Regions from separate parts of the Mus musculus genome. Here region 2 is linked to region 1. The links are chromatin loops, found by intact Hi-C in ENCODE. Cell type or tissue: left cerebral cortex. All regions are shown on one strand. Links, peaks and the distances in the headings refer to the core of each region. The heading gives the core; the rest is flanking DNA.

Region 1 (16,455 bases), core at 3,440-11,439:
AATGAACACAATCCTTCAGTATTTTTTTCTGGTGTATTATCATAATTTGAATGTGGGAACTCACTCCTCAGTCTGACCACATGGACTAGGAACAGTGTTCTCCTGGACTGCCGTAACATGTATCATGGTTCAGCCAACAAGAATAACAGCATAAGGCAGCTGCTGGTTGAGTTCTCTTCCTAACTTCCAGGAAGCTGTGCACTCAGGTAGCATTTCCTCAGTCTGCACACAGGAATTCTCTCTTGTCTACATAAGGACACCGGCCCCATCATGCACTTCCTGCACTCAGGACCTAACTCAAAGCTAATTACCACAGATACCATGTCCAAACAGCATCCTACTGAGGACTGAACATATGAGTTTTGAAGGTACCTAGTGTAGCAGGCAGAAACCTAAGATGGAAGTTTCAGGTTAGGGCGCTGTGCCAGATGGCCCCTGTAATGTCCCCTCTCACCTTAGTGTTCAAAGCAACCAATGTCCTGTACCAATAGCACCACACCGTGCTTATTGATCTTTTCTTTTCTCCTGGATTTGTTTTAAATTAAAGAAAAGAAAAAAGTGTTCTCTCATTCTTAGATTACATCTTCCATTTACCATTGAAGGTCTGAGCAATGAACAATGCTTAATGACCATTTCTGGAATTGTTTTTGCTCATTTTCCTATCAGGAGGGAGTTCATACATAATGAATATTAATTCACTGTATCTCTATTAAGGTTGGAGTTCTAATGTGTTGTTAATTATTAGATTCCTAACAGAGCATATAGCACATACTGTGTGCTCAGTAAACATTTACTGAATTTACAAGAAAGAATACGAAGAATGAATCAGAAATGATGTGAACATTTTTCAGATTACTACATTGTGCCTAAACAAAAGATGATAACCTCAGTGTGTTCACATTTGTCAGTATTTCCACTAAATATTCTACATTCTGTGTCTCGCCTTATAACCATTGTCACCATAGATAATAAACAAATTTTCATTATTTCACTCTGACTGCGAGATTCTTTTTTCATTCCATTCATTTTATACTATTTGACTTACTATACTTATAATCTGAACAAAATATAATTTAATTAACATGAACATTAAGACATTAAGGAGTGAATTCATATATAACATCACAAATGAATTTTATAGAATAGCACATGTCAAGCACACGCAACAGTTTTTTGAGTTGTGCCTGAGTGTATATGTGTGTGCGCGTGAGTGTGTGTGTGTGTGTGTGTATGTGTGTGTGTGTGTGTGTGTGTGTGTGTGTGTGTGTGGTGTACAGAGACCAGAAGTGTCAGATTGCCCTACAATAGTTGGTGTTACAAACAGTTGTGAGGCATCTGACATAGGTGCTAGAAATCAAACTCCAATGACACGCTCAAACATAGAATGGTCACATTACATTTCAGTAAATGTCCTCAGAGACTCCTCAAGAAAAGAACTTAGAAGTCAACATATGATCTCCACTTATATTTGATTTATTATGTGAGATTAATTCACACACTATGGGGGCTGCATATAAACTAAATAAGATGCAGAATGTCAACACTACTATCTATTTGTATGTATGTTTAGCAAAATTCATAGAAGCAAAACCCTGGCCTTTGATGCCAAGCAAAGACTTTGGAAACTTAGTAATGGTGTTTAGAAGCTTAAAAAGATATATACACCAAAGTAACCTTGCTAGCTAAAAGACTCTGTGAATGTCCCTTTTGCAGCAATGTCCTCTGGAAATGATAGACAGTCATATCTGTATTTAAAAAAAAAAACACATTTCTACTTCTGAGTAGTGGTATTGTCAACATATGATATGAAAACCATCAATACATGCCAACAGTGTTTGCAGTGCAGGTGGCAAGAAACTCTATGGCTAAGGCAGGGGGGAAAATGAAAAAGAAAACAACCAAGTCAGAAAGTGTATCTTGTGCTGAGATGAGCAGGAGAGCCTAGTAAACCAGAGGAGGAAACTGATAATTTATGCATCAGAACAAATACATCTACGCTCAGTGAACTAAGAGCAAAACCATCTCATTTATCACCATCCTTTGCATACAAAATAGCTTATGCACATTATATTACCCACGTATCCTTTGAAAATGCCAACCAAAGAACTTGCTCCAGGTGAATAATTATTTACATGTTCTTTTCCTCTACAAGTAAAAATTATTAGTCTAGTACAGTCAGCCTGATGATGAAGTGAAATTGTGGAGAAAGTAGCAGGCAAGAAGTCACTTCGCAGAGAATTAATTAGGATACTCAGATATAAAGGGAATTTTCCAAGAAGACATTCGGCCCAAACCATCTTAGATCTACTAATTTAATAAAGTTCATTAGCTGTTTGTTAGAGGTCTGCTCGGCACAGCTTTGACAAGTCCATGTTATAGGTTCAGAAACTACAAATGTCTTTGAATGATTTAATGGTCGTACTGACCCATACCTTATACGGGTGCCCAGACATACACATAAAGTCAAACAAGGTAAAGACAGTGGGCATTTAAAAGGATTATGCAAATCAAGTCTGTCTCCAGCTCAGTTTTATTAATGGACAGGATATAAGTTGAAATAACTTTCAATTTCTATGAAAATTTATGACACACCAAATCTTCCTTTGGTAAGTGAAGAAACTACATTTATCAAATACTCATTTAACAAGCACTGTGTGCTGGGAGCTAGGGATGCAACTAGTAAGTACTTCCCACCTGGAAAGAGCTCTCAAGCTAAGGATGTCTACTGGGAGAGATTTGTAGAGCTCAAGACTTGGCAGACTAGCAAAGAGGACCATTAAGTTTTGTTTGAACTGGAGAGGTACCTGAAGGAACAGCCTTTGGACAGAAAGAGCTTTGTATACAAAACATGAGACATCTATAGCAGTTGAGTAATGGTTCTAAAATGATGGTTTTATGTGTAAGCAGGACAGATTAAGGAATTATCCCAGGATCTTATGTGTAGTATGTGAAAAATCAGAGTAGGCTTGGGAGTCCTGCTCGTTTTGTTTTCTGTGTAAATCAAAAGAAACCTGTCCCAAACATCTATTTGGTCCCACATGCAAACACTTCCCTGGAGCCTTGATCTTCCCCTGCATGGACTGCACTGCACAGCACATCTGCTTCCTCATCAAAGCCTCTGGTTTTCCTCATTGCCCATTGCTCAGCTCTTCCCTTAACTCACCTCGGTGCTAGTATTTTCTTCAATGTCTACAGATACATTTCCATACAGAAGAAATATACATGTTTAACAACAGCACTTCTGAAGCCATTTATTCTTCCTTCCCTCTCCTCCCTTCTTCTTCCTTCTCTTCTCTCTTCCTCTCTCCTCCCCCTCCCCCTCTCCCCTCTCCTCTCTTTTCCACTCTTCTTCCTATTCACAACACACAAACTCTTTAAAATATGGATCTAAATTCTCCCTTCCTTCCTGCACAACACACCTAACAGTCTCTCTTCACCTGTATTCTTATTTTCTGTATTATAAAGATAAATATTAAGGATATAGTTGTCATTGTCTCCCTTTTGTTAGCCATATACATTATATAAAATGATGGCTTTCATTAAGACATCTTATACACATGTTTATAATGTACTTTATCTAGTGATTCTCCCCACTATCTCTTCTTTACACACTGAGATTCAAAAACACAAATATTACAGGTTTTCTCTCAAATACATAATTGAGATTTCAATGGTAAGGGAAGAAGAACAAGAACAGATAGTTGACCTGCTTCTAGAGGCATTGCAGGTGTGTATCATATGTGTGCCAGTAGATGACAGAGAGGAGAGAGGCTATGTCTAAGCTCACTGCTCTGGCCTGAGAACATCTGAATGAGTAGTAGCCTAACACTTCCAGAAAAAGAAAAAGAAAAAGAAAAAGAAAAAGAAAAAGAGAGAGAGAGAGAGAGAGGGAGAGGGAGAGGGAGAGGGAGAGGGAGAGGGAGAGGGAGAGGGAGAGGGAGAGGGAGAGGGAGAGAGAGAGAGAGAGAGAGAGAGAGAGAGAGAGAAAGAGAAAAAGAAAAAGAAAAAGAAAAAGAAAAAGAAAAAGAAAAAGAAAAAGAAAAAGAAAGAGAAAAAGAAAGAGAAAAAGAAAGAAAAAGAAGAAAAAAGGGAGCCTGAGACAACCACTAGCTGGGCACCAGGCGGTCCAGACAGAGAGCTAACCTGAGAAGTGCCTGGCTGCCCCAGACAGGCTCCCAGGGTAGAGAGTGAATAAGAGACAAGAAGAACCTCAGCTGGGACCAAGAGCCCTTGATGGAAGTGAGCCTGAAACAGACAAACAGACAAACCTCTCATGGGGCCACTAGGGCCTGAGCCAGCCTGAGATGATCACCCAACACCATGGGGCCCTGATAGGGAGCTAGACTGAGATGACCACCAGTCCTGCTCCCTGCATGCCTGGGGGAAATGGGGGCCGATCTGAAAGGATCCCTGCCTGGGGCCATATACCTTAGCAGGACATAGAATTCCTGAGGCCACTCCTGAGGTCCCCAGACACTCAGAGACTCTGGGTGTCATTAAGAGAGGCAAGTAAGTGGTGGAGAAAAGGAAGACAAAAAGAGGAAAACAGAAAGATGTAGGTACAATGAGGAAATGCAGAACTAGAGACTCAAGGGTAGTCTGATGTAAGTAGACAGTGATACCACCTGAGACCATGGTGGGGTCCTGGCCTATGCTGCCACCTGTGGCCACCTCTGCGACCTTGGCCCTGAAGCAGCAAGTCCAAGAGGACATCATCACTGGTCTGAGATGCCACAATGGGACATATTGATGTCTGAGGACTGAGCAGGAATGGCCCCATCTCTTACCTGAGCATCATGGGAGATCTGGCCCTGGGACATGAGATTAGAAGAGCTGACCCCACCCCTAGCCAGCTACAGCACTCAAACATTGCAAAAGTTTCAGGTGAGCCGGGCCCCCAGTGTATAAGTGTGTGAATGCTGGCCCACCCACACATCTCCCATAGATGAGGGAGAGATGCCCTCCCTCCTCCCCACACCTCACCACCTACAGCAGGTGGGAGACCTTGCCTTGGGATCATGAGAGCAGAAGAGCTGGCCTTGCCCCTCACCAGCTGCAGCTTTCAGGAGAGGGGCCTGCATCTAGCCTCAGCAGCACAGTAGAGCTGAACCTGGTGGCAGGAACATGGCAAGCTGGCCCCAAGGGTGTGAGCATTGGAAAGATGGCTCTGCCACTTGTCTATTGAGTAGTGATGTGGACAAGAAAGACATGCCCCATTCTTCCCCCTTGCCACCTAAGGCAGGCAAGAGAATGGCCCCAATGTCATCAGAGCAGGAGAGCTTTCCCTGCCCCTCACTTACTGCAACACTCAGGAAAGTGAGTCCTGCACCTTGGCTGGGCAACATAGTAGAGCTCACGCTGTATGTAGGGTTTCAGGTGAGCCAGTCGCAAGGGCGTGAGCACAGGAGAGGCAGTCCTGCCTTTTGTCTGCTGGGTGGTGGTGCAGATAAGGGAGAGATGCCCCCTCCCCTCCCTCATTCCTCACTACCTATGGCAGGAGGGAGGGCTGGCCCGGAATCATGGCAGTAGAAGAACTCTCCCTGTCCCTTATCACCTGCAGCACTAGGAAGAGTGGGCCCTGCACCTGACCTGGGCAGCAGGGTAAAGATGACCCTGGTTGCAGAGATTGCTGGGTGAGCGGGACACTAAGGGCGTGAGAGCAGTAAGGCCAGTAAGCTGTCAGGTCCAGATCCAAGGCTTTAAATTGGCCCATCCCACCATCTACCCCATCGACGAACTGCTGGAGTATAGGAAAGGAACAATCTAAGGAATCCAAGACGTCGGGATCTCCATGACATGGGGCAACAACACAATGCTTAAGAGGAGCTTCAGAGAGGGCCCAGTGTTAGCGGAGCATCAGAAGCTAGAGGTCTCATACCAGACCAAGGAGTCATTGCCGTGAACATGTGCAAGAAAGGAGTGTGGACGAGGGGCTGATGAGATGGCCCAGCAGGTAAGAGCACTGACTGCTGTTTGGAAGGTCCTGAGTTCAAATCCCAGCAACCACATGGTGGCTCACAACCATCCATAGTGAGATCTGACGTCTCTTCTTCTGGAGGGGCCGGAGTGAGCAGAGGACCTGAATTCAATTCCCAGTGAGCAGAGGACCTGAATTCAATTCCCAGCAACCACATGATGGCTCACAACCATCTGTACAGCTACAGTATAATCATATACATATGAATGAATGAATGAATGAATGAATGAATGAATGAATGAATGAATGAATGACAGGCTAATCGGTGAAGCCTGTTCAAATAAATAAATAAATAAATAAATAAATAAATAAATAAATAAATGGAGTGTGGATGAAAGGGTACACTGTGGGACACTCTGTGACACGCTACAGCTTCCACAAGATTTTTCCCCCTCTGTTGTGGGGGAGGTGGTAAGGATAGAGGACAACTATGAGGGGTGGTGAGTAGAATTAGGGTGCATGATATGAAATTCACAAAAAAACAATAAAAAGTTTTTTTAAATTAAATTAAAAATAAAAAACAGATGCTTGCACATATATGACCTAATTTAATCCTCCTAGCAACCCTTTGTGGAAAGGACTCTCACTCTTCCCATTTCACAGATGGGGAAACAAAGGCAGGAAGAGGATCGATACCATCCGGAGAGCACAGAGGTAGAGGGTGGAAAGCAGTGAGCTTTTAGAGTTCCTCACAGAGAGTCTGGAATACAGTAATCCTGGATAAATCAGTCAATTTTAGCGTGTCATGATTTTCCACCTTCTGCTACCCTCATTTGGTTCACTTACTAGGAATTCTATTTCTACCTCTTTCCCTGTCTCTTCAGCTGGAGATGGCTTTCCTTAGCAACCTGCCCAGTTTTTCCTTTTGGCAACCTCCCTTCTTCTAATAACATCTTACTGGTATATTTACCAGACTAATTTTCTCTCACACACAGACACGTTTTCTGAGAGATCTGACATGGGCATCGTATTTGTTGGGGCACCTTTGACTCTTACATAGCACTCTGGCACAACGCCTTACATGATGTGTTGGATAAATTTTTACTGAACTAACTTGTAAGATTACCAAACTAATTTGTAAGATTATAGTCCAGGATTCAGGTATGAGGAACCATTTTCACTTTAAAACACACACACACACACAATACCTGTTCCCAAGTTCTTATGATAGTCACACTTTCTGAGACGAGGCAAACTGGACGAATCAGCCAAGACATTTTCTTTTTATGAGATTTTGGTATCAGACCTCTTCCCTACTCAAAAGAGTACTCCATCAGAATTGATTGTCCATGAGAATGCATTAATTGAAAAGCAGACCTCTAGCAGAATTGGCTGAATCAGGCTGGGGTTCAATCACGCACAGATAAGTGTGTGCTTATTGCAAGAAATCTTACTTTCCTAGTACAGATGAGCCTTTCCAAGGTACACAGTGAACTCTGAACAGAGCAGGAAAGGTTCAGTACAGAAAAGGTTCAGAACAGAAGAGGTTCTCTATCTAAGAAGCACCAGTGCCATCTGCAGGCAAGTCCTAGGTAGTAGTTCTGTTTTCACCCATGGATTGCTCCGCAGTTCCATCAAAAGGCCTTTCACGTCCTTACTCCACGTTAAAATACTGCAGATATCATCTTCTGTGGAAGGGTTCCATCCACACTCTTCGTCAGTGAAGCGGGTATTGTGAACATAAAACAAACCAGAGCCTGGAGAGGAGAGGCTAAAGTCCTGTAGAGGCTGGGGACTGTAGTTATCCCCAAACTACAGGCTTGGTGTGGTGGCTATCTGTAATCCTAGCACTACAGGCACAGGGAATCCTTTGCTCAAGCTGGCCACATCCCAAGGGAGCTTGCCTCTAAATGAGATGGAGAGCAATAGAAGATACCCAAAAGAGTATCAGTTGCTGTGAACACGTACGCTGTTAACCCTCCAGCATTTGGGAGGCAGAGGCAGGTGGATCTCTAATTTTCCAGCCAGGTCAGCCTCAAGAGTTCCAGGCCAACTAAGGCTACATAGGGATACCTGTCTAAAAGAAATCAGTAGTACAGAGTACTTATTCTGCTCATCTCCATGACTTCATTTGCTTAAATTGTGTTTCCTATCTGTTAAAATTAAATAGTCACTAATTGCTAACTGCAACTACAAAGGCACTAATAAAACCCCACCTATGATAACAGGAAATGATGTATTGCCATACAGAAGTAACCCAGTAATACCACATTGCATTTATTTTTCAATTCTTTTAAATCAAATTCATGTTTACCATCAGTTTTGTTTTACAAGTGGATGAATGCAATTCTGTGCCTTGGTCTGGAAATCCTATCTGAGATCTGCAGAGAAAAATTATAAAGTTTTATCTTTTTGAAGCTCTCCAAATTCTCTTATCAATCCTTGCTTTTCTTAGTCTACCTATAGAATGTTTCTTTATGGACTTTACAAAGAGTTTCAATGTAGTCACATCTGTTGTGGATGGCTCTGTGCTGCTTGCTCTCCCAGTAGAGGCTGTCTGGAATAAGGAATGAGTCACATACTCAGGTGGCTTCTTGTGAACCAATCCCCTAATGAATAAAGGAACCAATCACTGGGCGAATTCCGTGTTGGACAGAGGAAGAGAGGAAGCAGGAGAGAGTTAGGTCCTCTTTGGAATGGGACAGCAGAGGGGTAAGATGTAGCTGCTAGAATTTCCCAGTACCATGGTGGATCCGCAAGGATTTACCCCCAAGAGGAATTGGATTTTAATAAGGCTTACAAGATTAGATTTTAGTTGTTGTGCCCAGAGATTGAGTTACCATTGTTTCTGAACTAAATTTGTGTTGTGTTTTCCTTCACAAAGTGGAGAGAAAGGTACAGCAGCAAAGCATGGGTTTGCCAGAGGTGCACCACAAAGGCCGTGGGGGATTTGAAGCATGGGGTTGGTGTGGTAACAACCCAACAGTGGGAACCTAGTGAGCTGGGTGAAGAGATTGTGGAGTTCTGAGTAAGCGTCTCCATGGGATAAAACAGGTCGGCCATTGCCCACCAGTGCAAAGCCAGCCAGGCTGCTGGGGCAGAGGCACAAGAGCCGGGAATGCATCGCTTCCGTTTCTTTTTAATACTTCCCACTGCACACATCTGATCTGAATTGGCTTATTTTGTTACTCAAGGAGATTTATGTATATTTTGTTGTGCATGTGGAGTTGTGTCAATTATCACCAGAAAATTTTTCACCAAACAACACCGTGCTTAAATATGCCAAAAATAAACCAATCAGGGTCTCTAAGTTTGACCCAATACCAGCTTAAACTGCCTTCCTGCCTTCCACAGATATCCTTTCTGTAGTCCTGTGAAAATTACAGAGATATGAACCACACACACGCACACATACACACACACACACACACACACACACACACACACACACACCACCACCACCACCACCACCCATACTGCTCTGGTGACCGTGCTCTGTGCAAGCAAGCAAGCTCCACTGAGGCCTAAAACATTTTTTTTCTTTCCTTGGAGAACGTATCCTTACAATTCCAATGTGTGTCTTTAGCAAGGTACCTTTATACCACCTCCTTCCTCCTCCTCTTTGCTTTCCTGACCTTTAAATTAACCATGCTCTCCTAAGAGAATTGAATACCAGGAAAAAAACACAGGAGTAGGATCAGAATTTATACTCAACATGTGGTCACCTCCTCACATAGAAAAAGAAAGTCAGTTTGTTGCTTTCAAATCAAAAATGTTCCCAACCTTGAGAAAATGGAGCAAAAGAATGTTTTTATTTCATAGTTAGTTATAAATTGATGGGACAGGTATACCTGTCTCTGTCTAATACTTCATTCATTTTGAAGTTATTCACCAATTCCTAATTTCTAGTTTCATAACTGGACAAAGCATTTTATTTGCGCAATTGAGCTCAGTTGGATGTTGCTTTCAGAGGTCCAAGCTTAATGTCCTTCCTACCAGGCAAAGACAATTACGCCAACAAATACGAAGCGATTGGGAAGGTAGAGGCTCCCATGGCAACAGAGCTACCACCTGATGGGTAAACTTCGGAGTTATGTAGAGGCCAGTGAGAAATGCTTCTTCGTAAGGGTTACAAATTACAATACTAATTCTTCAATTTGTTCTAAGATTCCAAAGACTACAGATAGTATGGTCCTGTTGTCTTTTAACCCATCAACTTGAAGCAATTGCTTTACCTACTGTTCCTCCTTCTAAATTCCCTTACCCCGCATAAAGTGCAACAGTTTGAATATTTGGTGTCTGACAGACTGGTGAGAGTACATCTTTGTGTTCATACAATTCAAAGGGTCTCTGGAAGACCCATTGTCAGAGTTTGTTCCTAAGGATTATTTTTTTCCATACAATGTATTTGATTCTAGAGTGTTAACCTGAGCTCATCATGTAAATCCCAGAAAAGGCCCTGAGAATGAGTAAGATCTTTGAAACTTTAGAATGTTACCCGTTATATATTCTTTTGATTCCTTTTTTCCTTTAAATTCTTGTTACTGTTTGAGAATTTCATACATGCATATAGTATTTTTCCATCAAGTCCACCCTCCATCTTTCCCTCTCTTCTTCCCCCTCCCAACTTCTTGGACTTTGTTATTGGTGGTAGTGGTGGTGGTGGTGGTGGTAGTGGTGGTAGTGGTGGTGGTGGTGGTGGTTGGGGGGGTGTTTTGGGGGGTATTTTTGTTCTTGTCTTGGCACTTTTATTTGAAGTTTTTTTCATACAATATTTTCATCATATTTTTCTGCTTCTCCAACTCCTCCCTGATCTTCCGCACCTCCCTAACCAGTCATTTTTCAATCCAGCTAGTGCTACCCACATGGACATAGATGTAGGAACATGTACTAACATTCTACAAAGTTTATAGAAAAATCTTTATGATTTTAATTTTACAGTTCTTTTTTTAGTTCTTTTAATTATGTAACAGTTATGGAATTTTTCTGGTAGTTACTAAAACAGCATCGGTCTGCTGGATGCTGAACTAACAATTCTCATGTTGTCCACACTGCTGAGCACACCATGCATTGGCAATAAAGAAAACTATACCAACTGGTGAAGTAAGTGAGCTAGAAGAATGTTCTTTATTTTATGTTTAGGTATAAATTGATGGGAAATGACAACTTGTCTGTCCAATATTGAATTCATGTTGAAGTTGGTCTTCAACTCATAATTTCTGGTTGCACAACCACACAAAGCATTTTGTCTACACAATGAGCCCTTCTAGAGTTTTACTTTCACGTGTCCAGAAAAAAAAATTCTTCGAATGGAAGCCAAAAAAAGGACTTTTCTGTTGAAGAAAGTGATTATATATTGAGTATAAATTCTAGTCGTTATTCCTTCTTAGAAAATTATACCCATACTGTTCTTCAGATACCAGCAATAGGTATTAGGTGGCAATTAAACTTCATGAAGTTAAGGAAAGCAATGGTAGCTTCTAAAATATGAGAAATATGATTAGGCCTCCTTTAGCTACCACTACCATGTATGGCACCCTAGGGAGGAGTGGGGCCACAGAGCCTCCCCTCTGATCCGATATGGGTTGTTGAGAGGCTCAGTCTTGTTCTGGTCTTATGCAGGGAACCACAGTTTCTGTGAGTTCGGAAGTCCAGCGACATCCAAGTCACAAGAATACAGATTTCAGCACCTCTCATCCTCTGTCTCTGGCATTTTCTGCCCCTACTTTCCAATGAAAATATTTGTCAACTATGAAATTAGTGTCAGGGCCACCATGCTTTGCCTTACTTCTCTCTTACTATTTAATGTTCTTGTTTTGAAATTTGATTTCTTAAATTCTCCATTTCTCAAGCACTCAATGTAAGTAAAGTTATATTTCAAGATAGAATAAGGATCAGAGAAAAACTTTTGGTTCTCAGAGCACCTCCCATTTTTTCACTCGGTAAACTTCATAATGACTCTACCTACAACTTAGAAGTATTATGGAACCATTATTTTATGTGTGGTAATTAAAAATTAAAATGTGATTAACATTAGTGAAAATATACAGATGTGTTTTATAAATTCACCAAATAACTTATCTAAGATACTGTTAATAAAAACAAACACATTAACTAAAATGTTCATTAGAACTAGACAAAAAAATTAAGGATTCCATATTCTGCTTTCAAAATTCTAAGTATAGAATTAGAAGCCACATGCGTCTTTTGCCATTGTCTTTCACTGTTTCACAGAAACAACAGACATAGGTAGACAAAAGTCCAGGGTTGGTGGGGAGATTCAGTGGGTAAAGCACTTGCCGAGCCTGATCATTTGAGTCCAAACCCAGGAAATCATGTAAAGGTGAAAAGAGAGAACCAACTCCACAATGTTGTCTTCACACATAGCATATACACATGCAAAAATAATATTAATAATAAAAAATGCCTGCTGGAAAAGATTGGCTCAGCAGTTAAGAGCACTTGCCACTCTTACAAAGAGTTTGAATTCAGTTCCTAACTGCATGTTGGACAGTTCAGTCACCTATAACTCCAAGAGATCAAGAGATCTATTGTCATCTTATGGCCTCCTCGGGTAACACACATGCGCGCGTGCACGCACACACACACACACCATACTATACATACACACATAAAAATAATGAAATAAATATTTTTAACTATTTTTTAAAATAAATAAAATTTAAAAGTTGTTCATGCTGCAGAAATGCATTTGATGGATTAATGTTGCCGATGTCCCACAATTCCTCACTGGTTAATATAAAAATCCTAATATTCTGGGTTCAAAGAATCCCTCATTCAGCCTAACATAAAATTCAGAAGAGGCAAATGGCTTTCAAAGCATGGTCCTATGGTTGCTTCATCACCCCCCCAAAAAAAAAACTGAAAATGAAAACACAAGCATTAGCATATAACTATTGAGTCAAAAACTAAGGCTTGGTGTAGAACCCAAAAGAATCTGTACTTATCAGTCTCTTTGAGAGACCCTGACCATGCTAAGGTTTGAAAATAATTATGCTAAGATGAAGGGACACACACACACACACACACAGTACTCTTCCACAAAACTTTAGCTTTTCAGTCTTACCTGGTCAAGACTCTGTCTCAGTGTCATTTCCTTCATAGTCCTAATTTTCCATCTATTAGAGTTGAAACAGGAAAGACATCAAGGTCTCGTGGATTTAAGGCTTGGTTCCCAGAGTGGTGGTATTGGAGCTTGGTCGGAACTTTAAGAAGAAGAAGAACCTAGTGGGAATCTTCAATTCACTGAGAACATACCTTCTAAGGGCATCTTGGGACCTCAGTTTCTGCTGTCTCTTTTACTTCTGGGCCATAAGAGTAAATGATTTCAGTCTGTCATATTTTCCCATGACTTGGGCCACCATGGGTCCCAAGTCAACAAGAACAGCTCCTCATGATAAAAACCTCCTAAATAAGCTTTTGCTCTTTATGGCTCTGAGAGGGTTGTCTCAGAAATTGTTACAGTGGAGGAAAGATGACTGTCACTCCATCTTTTCCTTACTCCTAGACATAGGCTTCTTTATGGCCTCCAAGTCTAAACCTTGAGAAGTAGCAGTAATGGAGTTCTTCACACAAACATGCCTCTGTCTCCCTCTTCTTCTACCCTGGGTGTCAGAAAAGACTCGCAAATTGTCCTATTTGTTGCAACCAATTCCAGCATAGAAGCTACAAATGCTCTCTAGATTTGTGAATCTAAGAAAGTCCAACAATAACCCACCTGAAAGGAAAAGTTAAGCAAACTTATACTTTCCAAGAAAAATTTCTTATACCATGGAAGAAAATGCTTTAGGCTTATTCTTTAAGTCTGGGAACATTACTCTGCTAGGCAAAGATGAACAAATGTGAGAGCCCAAGACAACAGATAAAAACTTCTTTTCCAGCATATTTACTCTGAAATTCTATCATCCCCAAACAGTAATAATACGATTATTTAAATCTATCAAATACTTTATAAATACTTATTTTATATTTTCCAAATAAATGTTTGACATTGAACAACCAGCTAATTGAATAATTTCCTAATCAACAGTAATGACTCGTATTCAATATACAACCCACAAAGAAAAATAGTTATTTGAATGTAAAAGCAGAAACCCCCAGGGCTTTGGTTTGAATGAGTACTGCCCACGTGAATATGTACTTGAAAGTGTGGCCTGTGTGAGGTACTTGAGATTAGGTGAAGTCATAAAGATAGGGTCCCCATGGTGGTATTATGGGCTTTACAAGAAAAAAAGAAAGAAAGACCTGGAGCTGTGTGTTTGCCCTCTTCTGCCATATACAAAATGTCACAATGTTAGGGAACAGAGAGAAGATTAAAAACAGACAGCAGAGTATGCAGTTTGAGCACGAAGATACTATGGCTTCTTCATGGAGGATTTAGTAAATAATAAAATGTTTAAATAAAACCATTAGAATACATTGCACAGTGTAGAAAACTGCTGCTGCTGATACAGTTACTGCTAAGGAATTCACTCATCAACTACAAACACAGCCAGGTCATTCATCAAGAGTACCAAGCTGGTCTTTGCCTGGGAACCTTTCCCACTAAATCAATAGTGCTGTTTTGTAACGGATGGTTCCCTTCACAATAACAAATAGAATTTTTTACTTTAAAATTTTAGTTTATTTCTTTGTGTGACCATTAAGATAATTATAAGAAAATATAATCTATTTTTTACTTATAAAGCAATCCTGTATCCACTTTCTGAGTGAGAGAAACTTGGGGATTTTTTTTTAAAAAGAACACTAAAGTCAACTCAAGAAGGCATGCAAATGAAGAATGATAATGTTTAATTAAGTGAAATAGAAAAATAATCAAAGTTCATTATAATCAGTAATTTATATTTCTTCTGCACCCAAACTTTTGCCACAATTTAATAATTAATAAAATTAAAGTGAATGAAAGAATAGAATTTAAAAACACTAAGTGCATTCTTATTCTAGTATATAAGAAATGGACAAAGGGTAGCAGTGGGAAACAATTAGTGTAGTATCTGTCCCAACAATACGACCATACTCAACAAGCCATGCTGTTTGTCTTTCAACAATACTCCTGAAGTATAGAACAGACTTTTGCTTAAAATACTGTAAAGCCTGGTGTTTGTTTGTTTGGTTGGTTTGGTTTGGTTTTTTTGCCAAAGAGTTATAAACCTGAGTGCAGGCACTTGAGAAAGTACAGACACTGTGATTTCTGGCAATTCATCCACTGTCATTTTCATATTATCAAATTCTGCTTTATCTCAAGAGGCCTGGAGCATAGACTGCCTTCAAGAGGAGCTGGGGAGATGGCTCAGTGGAGAAAGAACTGCTTGCATAAACGTGAGGACTTGAATCCAAATCCCTAGACATCAAATAAAAGCCAGACTTGATCCTGCCCCTCTATAATCCCAGGGCTCCTACCAAGGGATGGAAGATAGAAGGAAGAGACCATTTCCTCCCAGCATCAGAGGACTGATGGCACAGAGACATTATTTGTGGCCATTCACCTTTGTGATCTCCATTAATTGTAAAATAAAATCTACATAAGACCACACATGCCACTTCAGCCTCCTAGGGACCTTCATTCTATTTTCTTCAAAAACTTTGCTAATGGGCTCTTAATGACTACTAGAATTTTTTAAATAGAGACTTTTAAAATGAAGCTGTTCCAAATGAAATCGGTCTAGCTATCTAGAATAATTCATTATTCATAGCAGTGTAATAACAGCAGGAAAGCTCTGCCAAGCTTCTTGAAAGCTAGCCAGAAGTTTAGCAGGTAAGTGTTCCTTTTAGTCAGCCATCGATACAGGTGTTAGAGTTTCTGGAAGCTTTGTTCTCTGAGGAAAAACATTTCATGGCATCTGAGAGAGCAACAGGCAACCATAATGAGCCTGAGACCAGATGCCAGCCAGAATCTCAGGCCAGCTGCTGCCTCCTTCTGATTCCAAACAAAGCCCTTCCCTCTGAGAGCACCGCTCCCTGGTGGAGGGACTGCGGTCATGAAAAACTGTGGAAAGTCACTTCTGGTACTGCTTAAACATCCTACTGGGTTGTAGCAAGGGTGAGTGACAGGGTCTTGGGAGAGCTTGGGGTTTGTCAAAACTTTGAGAGTAGACAAATCTGAGAAGTTGGTGATGTTGAAGAGTTTAGGAAAACATCATTGTTGTAAGAAGTTTCTTGGGACCTCAGTTATGTTTTATCCCTCCATGAGAGTGCCCTAAGGTAAACGTACTCCACACCAGAAAAGCAAACAAGCAAGCTAGAAGCTCATTTCTGTTACACACCAGCTATGTGGTCTTGGGCTTTTTACATATCCCTTTCCTATTATTGATGGAAATAGAACCTATGTCACTGGGTGACTGTGATGATCAATTGAGCTAACTCTATAAAGTTCTTAGTATGATATTTAAAATGTACCAATGTGCAACAAATGGCAGTGGTGTTGCTTTTGACAGCAATGTAACACTGTTAGGACAAAGAGGTAAACCTGCTTCTCCACACAAAAGGAGGGCTGAGATAAGAACCTCAAACTACATTTG
Region 2 (16,455 bases), core at 3,190-11,189, 530 kb before region 1:
TGAGGTAGTGTTCTTTCTGTTTCTATTCTATGAAATAGTTGAGAAATATTGGTACCAGGTCTTCTTTGGCGGTCTGGTAGAATTCTGTACTAAATCCATCTAGCCCTGGGCGTTTTATACAAGTAGCTGAAAGAGGCAGATGCATATATTTGCACCGAACCAATGGACAGAAGCTGTTGACCCCTGTGGTTGAATTAGGGAAAGGCTAAAATAAAGCTGAGGAGGAGGGCAATCCTGTAGGAGGACCAGCAGTCTCAATTAATCTGAACCCCCAAGATTTCTCAAACAGTGGATGACCAAACAGGCAGCATATACCAGCTGATATGAGTCCCCCAAAACATATACAGCAGAGGACTGCCAGGTCTGTATTCAATCAGAGATAACATACCTAACCCTCAAGAGACTAGAAGCCCCAGGGAGTTCAGAGGTCAGGTTGGTGGGGGGTTGAGACATCCTTGTGGAGACAGAGGTGGGGAGGGAGGAGGTATGGGATGTGAAACAGTTGGAGGGTCGATGGGAGGAGAATAAAATCTGGGGTGTAAATTAATTAATTAATTAATTAAAATCAGTGTATAATAGTCTAAAATAGATCTCTCTTCTGGGTGATATAAGGCAAACTTTAATACAGGCAAATAATACTTAAAAGAATTTTAGTGTTGTTTTCTATCATTATTGTCTGAGACTTTTTTTTATATAAATGATATCAAATCAATGTTAAAACTTAACTCATAGATATGAACATACATACACTATTGTCCTACAATAATTTTATTTTGAGAATAGTACATGGATATTTTTTAGAATTCTATATTATAAATTTATATAATTTCAATTTAAATTCATTTAGAATTTATATTTCTAAGATTTCATATATTTCTTTTTCTTACACTAAAAATTCTTATATGCGACTGATTGTTATAGTACTAACTTCCTTTTTAGTGAGGTAATTATCACAGTTATTATTACTGTGTTTGTTCAACTTTGCTGAGAAAATTATATTGCAAGCATAGTAGGCAAGAATGAAGTGCTAAAGTGCTAGGTGGACAAATAAATACCACAATCGGTAAAAGATGTTACATAAAATATATTTTTGATTAAAATTTTAATAAAAATTACTTGCTTGTTAAAATAGTGTAAATAAACACATTAATAAAGGTTAAATGTCTGTGTATTTAGAATTTACTTAATTATTAGAATTTTTCATGTAAAATTTGACTTAAATATTAACTCACTCAATCTTCAACCACTATAATTTAATAGAATCTGGGGCTTTTGTTTTTCTTGTTGTTTTCTTGTTTATTTATTTTTGAGACAGGGTTTTATTATGTAGTTTAGGTTTTTGCTGCACTTAAAAATCTCATGGTTCAGCCTCACAAAGGCTAAGATTAAAATAATTTACAACACACAACACACTCAAAAGATTCTTTCTCCATGCCATTATTTAAGTGATCTACAGGTGACTAAAAATATGCTAGCGTTTACAGTTAGTCTTCTTAAGGTTTTAAATCTGTTCAGTGTTAAAGCATTCATTCTGAGGGTTGGTAGGGCTTGACTCTTATAAGAGTGAGCTGGATTAAAAGGAATGAATTTATGAAATTCCTAGGCAAATGGATGGACCTGGAAGGTATCATCCTGAGTGAGGTAACACAATCACAAAGGAACTCAAACAATATGCACTCACTGATAAGTGGATATTAACCCAAAAACTTAGGATACCCAAGATATAAGATACAATTTGTTAAACACATGAAACTCAAGAAGAATGAAGACCAAAGTGTGGACACTGTGCCCCTTCTTAGAATTGGGAACAAAACACCCATGGAAAGAGTTACAGAGATAAAGTTTGGAGCTGTGGCGAAAGGATGGACCATCTAAAGACTGCCATATCCAGGGATCCATCCCATAATCAGCTTCCAATCGCTGACACCATTGCATACACTAGCAAGATTTTGCTGAAAGAACCCAGATATAGCTGTCTCTTGTGAGACTATGCTGGGGCCTAGCAAACACAGAAGTGGATGCTCACAGTCAGCTATTGGATGGATCACAGGGCCCCCAATGGAGGAGCTAGAGAAAGTACCCAAGGAGCTAAAGGGATCTGCAACCCTATAGGTGGTGGAACAACATTATGAACTAACCAGTACCCCAGAGCTCTTGACTCTAGCTGCATATGTATCAAAAGATGGCCTAGTCGGCCATCACTGGAAAGAGAGGCCCATTGGACTTGCAAACTTAATATGCCCCAGTACAGGGGAACGCCAGGGCCAAAAAGTGGGAGTGGGTAGGTAGGGGAGTGGGGGGGGGGGTTGTATTGGGTTCTTTTTGGATAGCATTGGAAATGTAAAAGAGAAAAATACCTAATAAAAAATTAATTAAAAAAAGAGTGAGCTGGGATAAAAATGAGCTGGAAAACATAATCTTAAAACAACAGCAAAAAAAAAAAAAAAAAAACAAAAAAAACAAAAAAAAAACCAAAAATAAACAAGCAAGCAAACAAACAAAGAAACAGACAAAAACCCAAAACACCGTCAAACCCCAGTCGGTAAGAGGCATTGCAGTGCACTGACACCTCAACTCTTTGAACTGCCTGGACTGTCTGTCCTTCAGTGGTCAGTCATAGATCAAGTGTGGTAGCCCATGGCTAATTCATCTCTTATTTCTACCCACTTCTATTTTAAGAAACATTTTTTTTTCCTGTTACAAAACTTCTGTAGTCACACGAAAGCAGTGAAATCTTGATAGAGCAGCCAGAGATTTGTGAATCAAGTTTAATTAATCCCTCTTTGCCAAAATGGAGTAGTGCTAAACTTTGTTCATAGCCTTTCAATTGCTCTTATCAAACCTTTAAGGTTTATAGAGCCCTGGGTTGCTGATAGCTTCATAGGAGACCAAAAAACTTTCACTGAACCTGTAGAGAATACAGCCTCATATCCTCACATCTTTCACATCTTAAATTGAAACCCCATCTCTTCAAAGAATGCAAGGTATTGATTGTTAATAAACATCAGCAAGACATCCCTACTAGAAAAAATAGGCGTACAACTTGAACAACTTGTGCTTAGAAAATATTTCTTATGTTCCTAATTTAGGAATCATCCAGCTACTGTTTTTAAAAACACACATGGCATGAATTCATAATAGTCATTCTGTGTACATCAAGAGTGTACACATTCATATGACATCATCAAATTTGACGCTAAAGTGGCTTGCTAATCATTCTGATTGTCAAGTAAAATGCTCAGTGGTCAGTCCTTCCGCAAAGCAGAGGCAGACATGTTTAACCACAAGTCACTTAAAAATCTGCCTGCCAATTCCTCCTTCGTAACTGATAAGTAAACGTAACTGGAGAGTTTGTTTTGGATTTATCTGCATTGACCAAGCTCTTATCCTCTGAATGAACAAACACTGAGATGAATTTTGAGTATTTTTTTATCCTCAGCCCAATATATATAGTCTGATATAAGGAGCTTTCTCCAAACAGTTTATAGCACAGGATTTTTTCTCAATTAGGGGCTAAAGAAGTAGAAATTGTTCACATTTATGTAAGTGATCTGAAATAGACTACCACTAAGCTAATTGATCGGAAAGTGCTTTTCCTGATCAATACTTTCTACAAAAAGAATGCAATCATTGAGGCCTCTACAGAAAAAAAAAATAGACCAAGAATAATTTTAAGATGCTTTTAGTTTGAACATAGTTTGCTATTATTAACACAAAGTTTTTTCAACAAATATGTCCATTACTTTTTATTGATTTTTACAATATATGACAGTACTAAAATTATTGATTCTAACTTTTTTCCCAGTTGAGAACAGTCATTTCTGAATACCAGTTTAAATATTCTGCATTTTAAATTTAAACTGGTATTCAGAAATGACTCCATGAGAAATCCCTGCAGAAATGTTGTGAACACACATGAGTGGATATGAAAAATGTGTATATGTGCACACATACACCAGAAGACTAACCTCAGATACTATGATTAGCAGAGTTGAGTGGCTGTATCATCAGTAGTCTTTGTTATTTTGTCAAAGTTTCATACATCCATGGCTGGCATGGAACTTGCTTGGTAGTCTATGCTGGCTTCAAACTTCTTTTTCCCATTTCAGCCTTGTGAGCCCTGGAATGACAAACATATATGCTTTACCAGGCAGTATTTTTTTTTTATAAATTTTTCACATACTGCTGATGTCCACCCAAATAGTGGAATCTAAAGCATAGTGACATTTTTTAGAAAACGTTTCTACTACCCAATATATAAATTTGAGTTTCAGTTCCTTAGGGAACAAACATGTGATATTTAGACATATAATCACAGATATTGTATATAGACTCAAGATGTGCCTGTTATGCTCTGAGTACATCCTAAAAAGCAATTACTACCATTGGTTAAACATTTTTATATAGACACTATATGAGTTAAAATGAATATAAATCTTATTTTAACACAATTATTACTGATGCAGGAAAACAAAAGAAGTTATAAATTTATATACTGCTTAAGTTAAATCTTCATAGAATAATTATATCAAACTTCAAAATATTTTGAAATCAGAAAGAATGCATCTTACATGGCAAAGCCATTTATCACTGCCTTAAATAAAATATTATTATTAACATGTTAATATAATGTTATTAATGTTATTATATTAACATAGACATATGATAAGTTTTGTATTAAGCTTATGTACAATAGATAGAATTTGATATATATTGATTAAAAACCCAACATTATGAAAACATGAGACACGGGGTTAGGAAACAAAGCATGCACAATGATTCAAAGGCAACAAAGAGAATTCCATGAAATAAAAAGTAAAATTAATTTTCTGAGTCTGAATTTATAAATTTAGAAAACAACATCCATAATATGAAAAGGTGAAGGCTTTATTTTCATACTGTAAGACCTTCTACATTCAACCTATAGGTTTAATTGGTTTAGGGCTACAATTCCAACAGTGTATAGTGTGTGAACACAGGAAATGAAATGTAATTTTCACAGTACATCAAAAGTTTCAGTTGGAATAAAAATATCCTATTTTCATTTTGGAAATACATTGATAGACTCAAGTGAGAAGTGTGTATTTCATGAACCTATTATGAAAGCTGTTATGATATTGATTCCATACTACACACACACACACACACACACACACACACACACACACACACACACGCGCGCGCGCGCGCGCGCGCGTGTGGGTGTGTATAACCCCAATTAAAACAGTAGGTTGGAGCTGGGGATGGAAGTGCTGGTGTCAAAGAGAGAGCAGAGCACAGCAAGAGCGTCAGAGGAGGCTAATTATGGGATGGATCCCTGGACAACTTTATATGTCCCAGTACAGGGGAACGCCAGGGCCAAAAAATGGGAATGGGTGGGTAGGGGAGTCGGGGGGGGAGGGTGTAAGGGACTTTTGGGATAGCATTGGAAATGTAATTGAGGAAAATACATAAAAAAAGAACGTCAGAGGAATGTAGTGTGGGAACACGCAGGAGTTGTGTTTTCAATTAAAGCTTGAGTTGGTATGACTTCATTCGACAACCGCTTTGGGAGCATTCTGTGGCGATGGGAGTGAAGAAATTATATAAGACAGATAAGCTTCACAAATATAATTACTTTTGAGTGGGAAGGACTGAAACAAAGGAACAAGGACAAATTCAGTCTATTCCCAGCCTCATACTCCCTCAAAAGCTCCACACTCCCTAGTTTTCCTTGGGCGATCTAGGTAGCTTCAAGACGTCCTCCTAGTCAGTTAACTCACACATTCTAAGAATTCTAAGAATCCTCGTTTTGCAATAGCATGTTAATATGATTTTTAAATACTTATTGTCACCTGGAATTGTCACATAAACTACTTACAGACTAGAAAATTTTAATTCTGATAGCATAAGTTGCTATGAGATTTATGGCACAAATAGCAAGATGTGAGCAAAACATAACAAGCAAAAAGACGTCTGTTAAGTTTTAGTCCCTCGTCCTTTAGCTACACTGAATTTTGTCAGAATTAAATGTGTGTGTGTGTGTGTGTGTGTGTGTGTGTGATCAGTTTCTAAATAAGAGTATAGATTCTTTCCCTTAGGAGTTTAAAACTGGTGCTCTAAAAGGTAATTTTCTCTCTAGCTTGTGAGAATGTTTCTCATTATCCAGTAATAAGGTTCCATATGAAATGGTTTCCTTTTAAGATAGCTCATGCCGAGGTAAACATGAGTGAAGGGCTGTCCCACATTCATCACTGGTCTGCAGTTTATTCTGTAAAGGAGGTAAAATCCAGCAAAATCAACAACGGGTCTGCGAGGAGACAGAATAAGAGCTGTGTGACATCTAGTGGCAAGTCTAGCAACAGCTGAGAATCCTAATCACGTTTCAACAGTTTATCCTGTTTGCAATGCCATTTATCACCAGCAATTTTGGGCTAAAATTTTTTGGGTTTTTGTTAAATAAATGCTAAAGTCATATGCATATGCATAATAAGAATTAGGCTGTGTTTTATTTAAAAAAAAAACTATATGGTCATACGATAACTGGACATCATTCCGTAGCACACTCTTTCTTTTGTGGTCATTTTAATAAATGTATTTCTTCTGAAAAGACGTCACAGGATCATCAGATTTCCCAAATTGTAAAATGAGTTTTATTAATTTGAGTAGATTGAAATTTATGTATAAAGTATGTGTTAACATTAAACCTCAGATTTCATTTTAGCGACTTCATTTTAACAAATAAAGAAGAACCACTATGGAACATGGGACTCAACCTGTAATCCGAGCACACAGAAGGCTAAGCCAGAATTATTGCAATGAGTTTGAAGTCAGCCTGCACTCTATCCTGAGTATGAAACTAGCCTCAAATATAAAATCAAACAAAAGTGACACACTCTCAAAAAGGGGGGAAAAACCAACAACAACATAAAGGAAGACAGAAAAAATAAAGATCATGTGTTCCTTGTTATTTAAAGCAAAATTAGATAAAAAGACTGACAGGTATTTCTCAAACTCATAAAATAAACTACACTTAATCAAACCTGTTAGACTATGTCTTATTATTTATAGGTTATTATCAAGCCAGTCGACATATTTATTCAAGATCCATAAAGTTTAATGGAAGAATATGAAAAATTTATATAAACAGGTGGTATTTACTTATAGTGAGAGTATAATTTACTAGAAAAGACTGCTAAATGGTTTACCTATACCATTTATTTAATTTGTAAAGACATTGTGTCTGAAATTTCAGATGATCTAAAAACACTGAAAATTAGATCTCCACTGCGTAACATGGTACACATGAATGCATATGTGCACATAACCCAGAGTAGAGTCACTTTTCCATGTCAAAACTGCTAGGAAATACTGAACACTCCACCGTGTCTCTGATTTGTGGTCACTATGATGTATAGTTACTATATGGGTGAAATCTAGGTTCATTCAATAACCCATCCACTTCTCACTCAATAATATTAATCAAATACTTAGCATGTCTCAGTAATGCTTGTGGAGACAGGACTAATCTTTTAAATACCACACTGTTTTATGTCCAGAAGGACCAGTGACAGTGATGCATGGTTTTTTCAGAGTGGTCTTGATACTGCTCAAAATATAATCTAAGAAGAAATTCCAAAATTGGCGCCTGAATGTTTTTTAAAATCTCTTAATTTTCTGTTTGAGCAATTTTTTCCATGGTCACCCAACTTTAGGTACCTAGGCAATTTTTTCCCCCATTGGAATCTTGTTTAATGGAAATTTTCTATAAGAAAATAAGAGATGTTAAATTTCAGGTCAATTAGTAGGCATGTACTGGTAAATACAAATATTAAAAGCAATCAATAATTGTATTATCTGGCTTTTTGGACAATTTGATGATATCATTTTCTTTCTTTGACATTATGCTTCATTGCCTATTTATATATAAAAAAACAATGTGCTAAAAGATTACATATGGAAGTAAAATACTTACCATAATGAAAATACTTTGTATGGCACCCATTCAACAACTAATTAGATCCTAGATGGAAGTTATTCCTCTCAACTTGCTAAATATGCTTCCCTACTTGGGCAGAGAATTCCAGTTAACAACTCCATTTATAGCCCATAGGAAGTGTTCCGAGGCTGCATCAGCTTGCTCCACAGTCTCTGTGATTCTGAGGATAAATCACTATGAGTAAAGACATACAATCTAAAATGATCTATCACAACTGAAAATCAATACATCAAGAGCATAAAAGAGTCTAGGATAATTCACTTGCCAAGCCATAAATTAGGCATGCATATCAATGCCACATGGGATGCAATACCTCATAAAAATAAGCTTAAAATTCTTAAAATATATGATTAATGAAACTACCACAGCTTGAAATATATATATTATACTGCTTACACTAACCAATATATTATACTCAGAGTTTTATGCTTCTGAGAAATGGCATTTACATACACAGTATCAACAGTGACAATAAATCAGAATTTCTTGCTCCAAAGTCCAATTCTTTGGGTAGTGATTCATGTTTCACTTTTTAAAATGGTGATTTACACTAATGTATTTCTCATAAAATATTTAATACTTCTTACAATTATTGCCAAAACTGTGTTCTAGCCACTTTTATCAGGATGCCCAGAGAAACTCTTCCCAAGGCAATCATAAATTTTTGAACTTTGATATTTTACAATAAAGTGACAATATTTTATACTCTTAAAATTCTTGTGCCACAAACCCTGAGCCTCCTTCTCAGCCTACCCATCTGCTGCAGATATCCACAGCTAATAATGTATGGGGTGTTGCAAATTCACTGGCTTAATGTGGTCTGGGATCTGTTCCACCAACAGTCTGTGCTGGCTGCTGTTTTCCAAAATGTAACCCAAAGCATGTTTTGAAGGAATTATTATTAGAAAACACGAGCAACACTGAACTTCATCTGAGGATGGACATCATGGAGTTCCAGTATAAAGAATCTCCATACCAGTTCATCACCTACATAAGACCCAATCATACTCTGCCCCTGCTTTACTAGGATAAGCAAACACCATACTCTCTAAGTTCCCGTCATCTGCTTCATAGTCAAGCTGCTTGTCCCCACTGCCACTTTGGAAAAGGGTCTTACTGATTTTGACTGACTAAACTTTAATCAGACTTTTCAGTTTTTTCCTTGGTCTCTAAAGTGTGGCCTATCTTTGAGTTTAAACAAGCATTTCAATGTTGTCTGGCCTGTTCTTAAACACCTTGATTGGGATCAGCTACTTCAAAAAATATTTTTCTCAAGTATCTGATCATGCCACTTACACCAGGACCACCCAACACTGGTTATATACAGCTTTGTTCATTTCCCCTTAGGAAAGAGACTCCATCCCTGTTTAGACCTTGTCGACATTTGCATAAGATTGGCCTCCTCTGTTACAATAGTTTCCTCCTAATTTTGTAATCATCATTTACAATATCTTTTTCTTACCTAAGCTGAGAATTTTTAACCAATAACATCAAAAAAAAAAAAGAATCAGCTCATGTTGTTGAGTACTTAAACTCTCTATAAGCTCTAATGAATATATGAAGACATTGTAAACAATTGTAAATAATTTCTCTTTACTCATGAGAATTTTATGCATGTTTACAATAAAATATGATGAAACCTATCCCCATTTCCCCTCTCTAATTTCCCCCATAAACAATGCATTTTAAATAGCAATTTTATGAGAGGTTCCTCAGATATAACAAACTTCATTCTTCCCATGTATAATTTGGTAAATTTTTGTACAATCAGTAATTTTATAAGTATAATTATTTTTAAAAAGAGAAATTAGCAAAATGTTTAGGTAATCTTTCATTTGCCTTTTACAAATATATGGAAATATGTATGGAGTAAGTATGGCGATGACTGTGACTGAATTATTCAGGAGGCAAGAATGAGAGCTGAGGGCCAATGCTGGAGTCTGCTTAAATCTGTGCATGGTATTATATGCATGTCTGTAATGATGATGCTCCTAAGGTAAGATAGAGGATGAAGACAACAGGAACTGCAGAAGCTGACCTCAAAATATCCCATCTCAAGGTAGAAAGCAATGTTTTTCTTTCCATTTTTTTCTTTCTTTTTGACCACTAATCTTTTATTTAAAAATGTCATATATTTTGATCTTTTCCCTTTCTCAAACTTCTTTCAGATCCTTTCTATCTTCCTACTCACCCAACTTCATTTTCTTTCTCCCTCTGTATCTCTCAAAAATGAAATAAAGCATAATAAACAACGATTGTTTCTAAAATTGTTTAAAAAAAACAAGCAAAAATATTAATCCAACAACAAGGACAACAACAAAAAAACTCAAACAAAACAAATGCCACCGCCCTCAAACTCCCAAAGTCCCAAGGAATTAATTTTGTGTGGTTTGCTACTTTGGGGATTGGGCCTTGTCCAATGCAGTTTAACCATCTACTGCCTCTCCCAGGAAATAACATTTGCAAATAGCTTCTTGGCTAAGGGTAGAAGACTGCATCCTCTTTCCTCTTTCAATGCTGGAATTCCATCTGGCATGAGTCTCTGCAAATCTTGTGCAATCTGCCCCAGCCCCTATAAGTACATACATCTATCAGTCCTATTGTATATGGAAGTCCAGTATCCTTGAAGTCTTCTACCACCTCTGGCTCTTACAATCTTTCTGCTACCTCTTCTGCATAGAATCCTGAACCTTGATGAGATGCTTTTGATAAAGACTCCCCATATAGGACTGAGTACTCCAAAGTCTTTTACTATCTATACAATATCCAGTTGTGAGTCTGTGTTAATTCCCATCTACTAGAAAAAGGAGATTCTCTGATGATATTTGTATAAGGTAATTTTATACAGGTTCAAGACTATGTCATTCATAGTCATTTTCTTGCTGTGTTCATTTAGCATATTAATAGTAGTAGGCCTTACATTTTTCTTGAGACAAGTAGATACTGTAACCTTATTTATAAATATATCAATTCCACTTGATTAGTGTTTTAGTATAACTTAAAATATTTTATAAACATTATCATTTGTTATAACCCATGAAAAACATTACTTTAAACCATAACCTTTCCTTTCTGCTTCCCAAGACCATATTCATTTTATCACAGAAGAAAATAAAGTTCAACAACCTCTTTTTCTTTTCTTTTTTTCTTTTCTCTAAGATTATAATAGAGTTACATTATTCTCCTCCCCCCCTCCTCCAAGCCCTTTCATATACTCCTCCTTACTTGTTTTCGAATTGCTCAGTAGGTATAATGTTACTTATATGTGTTTTCAGAGATGATCTTTTGGCATTAAATAAGCAAGTAATATTCTCTTCCTTTGAGAAGAAGACTATTTCTCCAATACTCAGTATTGTTTATTTGTCTCTAGTTCTTTGTGTAGGATTGAAGTATCAGGAGCTTTTCCCATCCACTTGGCATATCTACTCTTTTCCTTGACTAGCTCATGTTTATGTAGTTTCTTTGGTGAGACTTCATGGGTATGTTTTCTGACATTACTAGGAGATAAATCAGAGTAAACTCCCTGATTCTCTCGCTCTTACATTCTTTGCTTCTTCCACATTTTTTTCTTGGGCCTTAGGAATAGAAAGGTTTTGTCAATATATCATTCATGGTTGGACCCCAACAAGCCTCCATCTGTTGTAAAATAAGTTACCTTGCTGAAGATCGAAGACTACATATATCTGTGGCTATAAGGAAAAATGCTTAAATTTGCAAGGATTATGCTGACTTAGTAAAGTGATGAAGGTAAGTTCTCCTCCATGATCTATGACATCAGTAGCACAGTGTAGTTGTCTGGGTTTCTAGTGCCATGCATAGATTATCTCTTATTGACATTTAAATTCAGTTAAAGGGCTTTCTGTTACTGCCAAGGGAATGCATGTCACTATTTGACCCTTAGTTTTATAACACCGTAGTGGCAATTTCTGTAGGTCATAGGTATCATAGCTGGGGAGGACTTTTGGTTGCTTCATTCCTTTGGAAGCTTTCATGGCCACTTCTGGTAATATGAGAGCTAGACTTCAGGGAGGGGCCTTTCAGGTAAGTTCTAGTGAAGGAGTCTCTGGGTCTGAAGTGCACGGTATCTTAAGCATTAGGGATTTACCTTCCACCACCTCTGTGGGTGGAGTAATCAAGGGCAAGAACAATAGCAATAGCCTGTAATGGTTTTGGAGTTTCTTAGACAACCCTGACCAACAATTCAAAAGAGGGATTCTCATGTATAGTATTGTTTTTTGTTTTGTTCATATTTTGCTAGTGGTCTTTAGCTCTTGGAGGGAGCATCATCATTCTAGAAAAGTTCATTAAAACTATGAATGGATGTGTATTCACAAAACTATATGTACTTTGGGTTTTTTGTCATAGTTAATAGCGTGATTGCTTATGACTTTTTTCCTACATCTTACTGTTATGTTATTCTCTTTCCCCCTTTTTTTAACACCCCCTTATTTGTATGAACTCACTTCAACAGTCTTTACAAAATTCAATGTTTTCTGTTACTATAAAAGGTAGACCTCAGGAAGGAGTCTTTCAGTTTAGATCTAGCTAGAATCTTTAAAGTCATGGGTCCAAAGTGTAGTGTTTTTCAGCAATAGGGAATTACATTCCACATCTGAGAGGCAGCCAAGGAAAACAGCAATAGCTTATATTGTTTTGGGAGTCCCCTGACCAACAACTTGAACTATTATCTGTTATCCTTAGTTCTGGACTTTATGTCACATAGTCTATTGGTTCTGTCTGAAGAATCATCACCTGAAGTGAGATAACTTCACACACACACACACACACACACACACATTTGAAAATTTCAAAGTCCCTTTTAAGAAATCTAAAGTCTCTTAATAACTGGCTTTTGTAAAATCCTAAACAAGTTACATATTTGCTGACTCCAGGTAAGAAGAACCAGAGTTTCAAAATAATATCAAAGCAAAATGCAACATTGAGTCGTATTAATAAAATTCTCTGCCAGCATCTGACTAATACATACAGTCAACCATCGGACTGAGCAGGGAGACCCAAATGGAAGAGTTAGGGGAAGGACTGATGGAGCTGAAGGGGATTGAAAACTCATAGGAAGAACAACAATGTCAACTAACTAACTCCCTACCCCAGAGCTTCCAGGGACTAAATCACCACCAAAGAGTATACATGAGTGGGGTCCATTGCTCCAGCTACACATGTAGCGGAGGATTGCCTTATCTGGAATCAATAGGAGGGGAAACCCCTTGTTCTGTGGAGGATTGATGTCCCAGCATAGGGGGATGCTAAAAGGGTGAGGCAAGAGTGAGCAGGTGGATTGGAAGTACCCTCTGAGAGGCAAAGGGGAGGAGGGGATGGTATGGGGGATTTGTGAGGAGGAGATAGGTAAAGAGGGCAAAATTTAAATAAAATAAACAAACAAATAAATAAACAAAACCAAAATAAATAAAATAACCAATAAAAAAGAAATCTATGAAAGAACAAGAAAGAAAGAAAGAAAGAGAGAGAGAGAGAGAGAGAGAGAGAGAGAAAGAAAGAAAGAGAAAGAGAAAAAAGAAAGAAAGAGAGAGAGAGAGAGAGAAAGAAAGAAAGGAAGGAAGGAAGGAAGGAAGGAAGGAAGGAAGGAAGAGAGGAAGGAATGAAGGAAGGAAGTTAGTTAGTTCTCTAGCTCAATATACAGCATCAGAAATGCACGGGCTTCAAAGGACTGTATAATTCCTGTGCTGGAATTCTTCCATGCACAGCATGTAGTTTGTCTCACAGGGTTAGGACAATTCCACTATGCATCTGTCATTTTTCCTCATAGTTATCCCAGTGTCCCTTAATTGCCAATATTGTGGGGTCTCCACTGCAACTGAGTGTGCATTTTTACCAATGACCTCTCTTAGCCTCTCACGTGACAATCCTAGCTTTCTATTCATCACTCTTTCATGCCTTCAGAATCAGTTCCATGTGAGACATCATTACATAGTCTCAAGCTTGCCTACCAGCTGATGCAGTTTTTCTCCCCCACCCCATTGGCTGGAACACCATCTCTATCCTGAGGAAACACTACTTAGATAATTTTCATAATTGATATAATGGTTGTAATAATAATTTTCACATCAATGTTGCTGGTCTCTTATTAATCACATTCTATTGTTCAGTCCCAGCATCCACTGTCTTAGTAAAACACAGGTTTCATCTGACAATTTTCTTAAACTGAAATATCATATAAACAGCCATAATAGAGTCTTTAAGAATCTCCCAATCTTCACTCCGAAATATCAGTGAACTAGATTTCCATCACTTGCACATTCCTTTCTTCAAGATCCCAAAGAAGACTTCATCAGGCTCTAAACATTCAACACCCTTCCCAGCACAAAGTTACAAGCACTTCTTACAATTCTTTGCAAAACATGGTCAGGTCCACCACAGCAACAGCACCACTCTCTTATACCCACTTCTGTATTGGTTTGTCTACTTTTCTGTAATCAATCATGTAATACAACCAATTGAGGAAAAGGGGAGTTAGTCCATCTTATATGTTGTGGTCTATCATTGAAAGACGCCAAGATTGAAATTGAAACAAGGCCATGGAGAAATGTCGCTTACTGGTTCATTGCACGTGGATTGCTCAGCTAGCTTTCCTGTACATTTAGTGCTGATTTACCTAGGGATGGGGACACTCACAGTGGACTGGGCCCCACTACATCAACTACCAGTTAAGAAAATGCCTTATAAACCTGACCAATATCCAATATGATGGAGTCTGTTCCTCGGCTGGGATTTCCTCTTTCCATTCATGTTAAGTTGATAGACACTAACTATTACAATCTATATTTTAAATATAGTGGTCTGTGTCACAAATAATTTTTATCCTAAGTCATATTATGTTCTTGTCAGAATTTGTATCAGAGAGAAGCAATTTGAGAATATGATGTCCACCACAGATTTCAAGTCTGGGTTACTCAAATTTAAAAGGCACTATATTTGCCTGTTGGCAGGGAGGACTTCCCCAGAACTCCTATAGGCAGGGTGAATTTGGCAGGTTTGTGGCAGACCATCTGTATAAAACTTCTCATCTTTCTCTAGCATATAAGCTCTGTGGCTATATTCAGAACAGCTTTAAGATGCTATTTAATTAGTTTAGTTAAACAGAAAACAAGGTTTAAATATTTAGATTGTAGTAAATGTTTAATAAATGGATACTATTTTCAAAGACTTTCCAAAAATTAAGCAAAAATTTCTCATCTATATGTTACTTTATTATTTTTTTTTTACTGTTTTTTAAATGAAGAGTTTGGGACTGAAGTTGTATTTCACATAGTAGACTTTTTGCCTAGCATGCATAAAGCTCTAGATTTGACTCCAAGCATTACATAAACCAATCTTTGGAGAGCTCAGATGGTGGAGGCAAGGGGTCTCTAGAGTTTGGGCCATCCTTGGCTATAGAGTGAGTCTGAGGACAGACTGGGCTATATGAACACTTGCCTAAAACAGAGATATGGAAAAGAAAGAAAACTGCATCCGTGGTCACATACACACACACTTTATACGTAGAATTTTAGATACTCTAATATTGTTGACAAGAACTGGGTATGTTGATACATAGTTTCTGTCCTAAGTCCCAAGATACTTCAATTCCATCACTGCTTGAGAATTACATTATGAAGGATAACAGGCAAAAATAGAACAAGGATAGTAGCTCTGGGGGAAAGAGTAGGTGGTGGAACTAAGATGGGTGGAGAAAGGAGAAGCTGTGGTTGGAATGTATTATATAAGAGAAGAATTATTTTCAATAGAAAAGGGAATAAAGAAAGAAAAATATCAAGGAGTTTTATATTTGAATATGCCTCAAATAAGTTGTTTACGTAAATTCCTTGTAAATTATATTTGTTTCGTTGCTTGGAATTACAGAATAAAATAATAAAATGCACCAAAAATAAAATGTTTCCAAGCATAGATTGTCCTTGTGACTGTATATAGCCTAACTTTGTATGAACTTTGCTCATGACCATGCTTAACCCACATAACATTCTCAGAATATAAATTGTCTTATGCTCTGAATAAAGTTGACTATCGCATGAAAAAAGCATTTCATAATATAATTAATAGCTCAAAAAGTTGACTCTAAAAGTTTATAAGTGAATATTTGACTTACTTAACTAAAAACTCAATATAAAAATTATCAAAAGAAAATTTGAATTTTCAGAAAGTAGTTAATAAAATTTAAGAAGTTTAAGAGCTATAACAGTTTGTGTTTATTACTCAGTGCTGTGTAGTTTTTCACTGTCTTGTTGTCTATTATGATGTATTTCAAAGTCTAATTTTCTTTTTTTTTTTTTCCATTTTTTATTAGGTATTTAGCTCATTTACATTTCCAATGCTATACCAAAAGTCCCCCTTACCCACCCACCCCCACTCCCCTACCCACCCACTCCCCCCCTTTGGCCCTGGCGTTCCCCTGTACCGGGGCACACAAAGTCTGCGTGTCCAATGGGCCTCTCTTTCCAGTG

The links. Peaks named below come from ENCODE experiments on the same cell type or tissue, not always from the same donor. Only the 100,000 strongest peaks of a DNase experiment are listed, where the experiment ranks them.
Region 2: it touches region 1 in a loop (6-fold over the local background); 3 of 42 quality-filtered maps call a loop at or near these places.

The regions. Positions count from the first base shown.
Region 1 is chr12:65,393,221-65,409,675 of GRCm38, reverse strand. It overlaps the pseudogene Gm26015. Among named protein-coding and RNA genes, the nearest start is that of Gm25599, 130 kb to the left of the region's middle. In left cerebral cortex, for the core only: a CTCF peak has its summit at 7,501 (motif pointing left); DNase peaks (open chromatin) are centred at 6,707 and 7,471.
Region 2 is chr12:65,921,886-65,938,340 of GRCm38, reverse strand. No RefSeq gene overlaps it. Among named protein-coding and RNA genes, the nearest start is that of Rpl10l, 350 kb to the left of the region's middle. In left cerebral cortex, for the core only: a CTCF peak has its summit at 6,334 (motif pointing left); DNase peaks (open chromatin) are centred at 5,702, 6,293 and 8,114.